2 separate regions of the Homo sapiens genome follow, and region 1 is linked to region 2. A link is a contact called in ENCODE Hi-C data. All regions are on one chromosome and are shown on one strand. The core of a region is the stretch at or near the end of the contact, and the rest is flanking DNA. Distances in the headings are between cores, read along the strand shown. Region 1 holds the start of HDAC5 (histone deacetylase 5). Region 2 holds the start of DUSP3 (dual specificity phosphatase 3).

The links. Hi-C counts contacts between places; a loop is a spot of excess contacts on that map. Pooled maps may share reads with other maps.
Region 1: a pooled map shows a loop between it and region 2 (6-fold over the local background). The contact joins the promoter of HDAC5 here to the promoter of DUSP3 in region 2. A Hi-C loop is called at or near these places in 1 of 168 maps with a recorded cell type or tissue (gastrocnemius medialis) and 8 of 50 pooled maps.

Annotation. Positions count from the first base shown.
Region 1 is chr17:44,122,215-44,124,914 of GRCh38, forward strand. HDAC5 (histone deacetylase 5) reads right to left here and starts at 1,427. Exons shown (of 27, transcript NM_005474.5): 1 at 1,290-1,427. RefSeq lists silencers at 1,119-1,258, 1,309-1,408, 1,479-1,538 and an enhancer at 1,629-1,788.
Region 2 is chr17:43,777,707-43,780,406 of GRCh38, forward strand. DUSP3 (dual specificity phosphatase 3) reads right to left here and starts at 1,271. Exons shown (of 3, transcript NM_004090.4): 1 at 1,094-1,271. The coding sequence starts at 1,218. RefSeq lists an enhancer at 535-829 and a silencer at 762-1,451.

The DNA of each region.
Region 1 (2,700 bases), core at 177-2,676, 340 kb after region 2:
GGACTGGGGAGACTGAAGACCATGCCTGCCTGCCTACATCCTCTGAAACTAAGAGGAAGCCAAAGGCAGGACCCAGACCCAGACTGCAATCCTGCAAGGCAATCTGGCTAGGGGTCCCTCTGACCAAGACTCCTGGATCTCACCCTCCCCCCCACCTCCTTTTGTTCCCATAATCTGGCTCCATCCTCCCCTCCCAGTTGGACACTGAAACCAATCACCACCACCTCCCCAAGCTCCAAATCTAATCCCAGATCCCAAAAGCATGGTGGTCACTGACTGAGTGATGGGTCCCTTTTGCACCCTCCTAAAAGCAACTGCAGCTGTTACCTTTCCTCTTTAGGGACACACCTCATTTCAGAAGGGGTATCAGCCAGGGGTATCAAGTGGTCATCTCCTCTCCCAAAGGAAGCACCCAACCTCCCCACTTCAACAGCCCCCACCAAGCTCCCAGATTAATTACTTACACCCAGCCAGTTCTCATCTTCCCCAGGGCCCCAGGGAAGGGTGGGGTGGAGAAGCTGACTCCCCCCAAGTTAATAAGGCACTGGTAGTGCCCCCGCTTCCATGAGATACAGATCCAGGATGAAAAATGGGGGGCATCCACCCAAGACAAGAAGGGGTTGGGGGGGAGCTCCATTTCATCTCCTAGCTCTCGCATCCTGGCTCCAAGGTGTCAGACAGGAGAAGAGGGTGGCAACAAACGCAGTAACGCCTCACAGGAGACGGGGTGAGAATAATGGGAGAGAGAAGTAAGGTGGACTCCGCAGTCCCCCTCCTCATGCACGGAAGTCAAGGACATAAAATCAAGGATGCGTTCGTAGCTATGGGGAGAAGCGCTCTGGGTGGACAGCACCCCTCACCTCAGAGTACCAAGAAAGGGGTGTCCAGCGAAGAGGGGTCTGCACAGAATCCGGGTGCAGGGCTCAAATGGCTCTGCAACGCAACATGCGCCGCCAGGGAAGGGGCAAATCAGACAACCCCGGCCGGTCTCCGAGCCATTTGGGGGCGCAGGGCGCGAGAAGGCGGGCCCCTCCCTTACCTGTAGGGAAGGCGCCCCTGTCTGGGAGGGGCAGGGAGGGGCGCGCGCAGCAACCCCGATGTCCCGCTCACGGGCTGCCGATGCTCCCGGGGGGCGCCGGCTGGCTCCCAGGGCCGGGAGGAAGGAAGGGGGGCGCGGAGCGCGGCGCGCGCGCTGGGAGCCCGCGGACAGAGACAGCAGGAGGAGGGGGCGCCGCCTCGCGTCCCGGGGTCCGGGGAAGATGGGATCTGGGCCGGGGCGGCGCGCTCACCCGCTGCGGCTCGAGCTCCGGCTTCGCGGGCGGCGGCGGCAGCAGCGGCGGCGGCAGCGGCGGCAGCACCTCCTCGACGGCTCCTCCATCTTTGCGGCGGCTCCTCCGGCTCCGCTCGCCGCCGCCACCAACAACAACATTCGGAGACGTCACTCCCGTCACGTGACCCGACCCGGAGCTAAAAATAGACCCAGACCCCCCCCCCAGCCCCCCCCGCCTTCCCCTTGCCCGCAGCCACCACCAACCCCTCCCCTGCCTCTCGGCCCTCCCCGCCGGGCGGGGCCAGCGACGCCATCGTGACAGCTCCTTAAAGGGCCAGTGCCCAGCACAGGGTTCGGCCGAGACGGGGTGGAAGGGAAGGGATCGGAACCCAGCGAGCAGGAGTGGAAGGATCGCTGCAGGGGCCGAGTATGGATGCTGGGGCTCAACCTTTGGATTGTAAAAGTTTCCTCCTTGCGCTCCCCGGACTTTCTTTTCAAAACGTGGATGGTGCAATCGTCGCTTGCCTAAGCTGCTCCCCTAACACGCCCTCCCGCGGTCGGGGAGGGGACCTGGGGATAGATTCCCAGGGGCTGGGAGGGCCACCGCAGCCTCTGCAGCGGGGCCTGGCTGCGGGTGGATGGTTCGGACAAGTCTCGAACTCGCCAGCTCTGACCGCACACACTGCATCCGTGCCAGGGAAAGAAAAGCCTGGGAAAGGCCAGGGTATGGCTGTAACACTCCAAGGCCTTCAAAAGGGCAGACCAGCAGACCAGGAGCCGGAAAGACTTCCCTGACTTTGGTGCCATCCACGCTACATCTCCTCTTGGTACACAGTATGAACATGTTTAATTAGACCTAGACAATTTGTCAATGACCCAGCAATTCCACTAACAAAAATGTATTCCAAATAAATAAACGTTGTTATGTTAAAAAATGAACATGAGATTGTTTGTAATGATGTGAAAAGTTGAAAACAACCTAAATATCCATCGATAGGGAATTGGCAAGCAAAGCAGGAGACATTCATTCAGTAAAATATTATCCAGACATTAAAAGTTTTATAGGGGACCGGGCATGGTGGCTCACGCCTGTAATCCCCGCACTTTGGGAGGCGGAGGCAGGCGGATAACCTGAGGTCAAGAGTTTGAGACCAGCCTGGCCATTATGGTAAAACCCCGTCTCTACTAAAAATACAAAAAAATTAGCCGGGCGTGGTGGCAGGCGCCTGTAATCCCACCTACTCAGGAGGCTGAGGCAGTAGAATCCCTTGAACCTGAGAGGCGGAGGTTGCAGTGAGCCAAGATCGTGCCATTGCACTCCAGCCTGGGCAACAAGAGTGAAACTCTGCCTCAAAAAAAAAAGTTTTAAAGGGGCCAGGTGCATTGGCTCTTGCCTGTCATCAATCCTAGCACTTTGGAGGCCGAGGCGG
Region 2 (2,700 bases), core at 21-2,520:
AGGCTTTCCAAGGCTGTACAGGCATGCTAATATATTCTTTCTTGAGGCTCCTATTTCACATCTCAGAATGTTAACACTGGTTCTTTCCTGCTGATTAGACATTCTTACTAGAAAAAAAATTTAAAATTTAAATTAAAAAAAATCTCTTACTGTCCGGGTGCGGTGGCTCACGCCTGTAATCCCAGCACTTTTGGAGGCCGAGGTGGGCGGATCATGAGGTCAGGAGTTTGAGACCAGCCTGGCCAAGAGACCAGCCTGGCCAATATGGTGAAACCCCGTCTCTACTAAAAATACAAAAAGTAGCCAGGCGTGGTGGCGGGCGCCTGTAATCCCAGCTACTCGGGAGGCTGAGGCAGGAGAATTGCTTGAACCCAGGAGGCAGAGGTTGCAGTGAGCCGAGATCTCGCCATTGCACTCCAGCCTGGGTGACAGAGCCTGGGGGTGAAAGGTCAAGAGCCTTTTCTAGGTGGTGGCTCAGGTCCTTAGGGGGGTTATCACTGGACCGTTCTAGAATCTCCTGTAAATCAAATCACATCTGGAAGGTGGGGGCCTGGAAATCCCGGCCCAGCTCCCCGGACTCGCTCATTTGGGGTGTTTAGGTTCCCTGATCCGGGACTGCCGGGCCGGGAAAATTCCATGCCCGAATTGTGACGTCGGCCCGTTGCCATGGCGGCGAAGGCAGACATTCCGCGGTGACCTCACTGCAGAACCAGGCAGCTGTCACATGACGCGCGGGCAGGAGACCGGCCGGGCGACCGAGGGTCACCTGTTAAGTGAACATGGTAGCCCCGACCCCGCCCAAGGCCAAGCCCCAAGCGGGTGGCGGCTGGGACCCGGGCAGGCGCCACCCGGGCTCCGTGCACCCCGCCACGGGGAAGGGCCGCGCCCGGCCAGGCAGGGTTCCAGTTCCTTGGCCCCACGCGCGGGGGTAGGCGTCGACTCCAGGCCCCTCCCAAGCCCCCGCTGTGGCTCCCGGAGGGGCCATCGCGCCCGGGCTCCCCCAACCCAAGACTCGCGACACCCCGACCCCAGCCTCGGGTGGGCGGGGCGTCCCGAGAGGGACGGCGGGGCCGGGCTCGCGAAAGGGACTCACGCGTTGCCCACGTAGATCCGCGGGGTGACCTCGTTGCAGGGCTGGCTCGGGAGGCTGTAGCAGCCGCTGCCGTCCGAGAGCAGGTCGTTGAGATCCTGCACCGAGAGCTCGAACGAGCCCGACATGGCGGCGGCGGGGCCCTGCACGCCCGGCAGGAGCAAGCGAGGCGGAGAGCGGCGGATCAGCTGGGCGGGGGCTCGCGCCGGGAGCCGCCCCGTCCCGCCCCTGGGGCGGGCCCGCCGGGCTCCGGGAGCTGCGGAGCGCGGGCGCCGTGACGCGGGGGCCCCGCGCGCCACTCCTGGGCGCGTCCCGGGGGGAAGACGCCACCGCCCTGGAGTCTCAGGGGTCCTCGCCCCATCCCGGTCCAGGCCGTTTGTGTATCTTTGTAAACTGGCAAGCGCGGTAACTTCCTTCCCTGAATTAAATGCAGGGCCCAATAAACATTTCGTGGCGGAGGTACACCTAGGGGTCGCTTCAGTCTTTCATGATTACAGGGACCGCCGGGTTCGGCTCGTGAGCGGCTCCCTGCAGTGGAGGCACCACCCGGGCGCTTGACAGAATCCCCGCCCCAGCCCAGCCCTGCTGGATCAGAGTGGACATTTTACGGACCCCAGGAGGTCCCTACGGTCAAAGTCTGAGAAGCCCTACTCTGGGGCGCATCTGCTTTCAACATTCATTGAGAGTCATCGTCGTGCTTAAAAGCAGTCAGGTTTGGAATTCTGAGGAATTACTTAACCTGAGCCTGTTTGCAGGGAAAAAAAAAAAAAGCGGGATAGTAATGGTACCTAATTCTAGGGTTGCTGGAAGGGTTAAATGTGACATTCAAAGAAGGCACCCAGCACTGCATGGCGAGCACTCAATAGGTGTTAGTCCTTCATCAACAAATGCGTTGAGCACCCAGTGGGTGCTATACCCTGTGCTGGGGTGGAGATAAATCAGACTCCTGCAGCCCTTCCTGGAGCAGATGCCAGCCCACCATAAGCCACTCAGCATTTCCTGAACTCCCACTAAGTACAAAAGATAGTCTCTGTACTGGAGGAAAGCTGCCCTCCCCTACTGCCATGAAAAACTGGCAGTTTCCTTCCTGCAAAAGGGCAAATTTGGCCTTGAATTCAGGAACCCCACATCCTGAGCCCAGCCCTGCCACCAACTTGGTTCTTGAGTAACGTTGCTGCTGCTGTGGTCTTCAGTTTCCTCATTTGCAAAAGGAATTGGATCCGATTATCATTAGGGTCAACTTTCTCCTCCTCCAAAACTTGTGGTCTTGCACCTTCAGGGGAGCTATTGCAGTGGAGACTACTTAGCTGATAGCCCAAGATGTGTAACCAAGGCTGGAATTTCTGTATCCCTCACCCCACCCCGTGCCTGCCCACCCCTCCCGGTGCACCACTTCTTTCCTTCTGGTGTTGGCTGGCAGCATCTGCATTCTAAGCAGCGGGGAAAGCTTTCGAGTTCCTTGACCTTCATCTTGACTTGAGCCGAGGTTAGCATTAAAAACACAAGCCCAGAGGCAGCCAGCCATGCTCTGCTGCTCCTACTCCCTTCCCGGGACCTGTCCCTGATGTCATAACTGGGTAACTATGACAGCTTGTCATGGGGACAGCTAG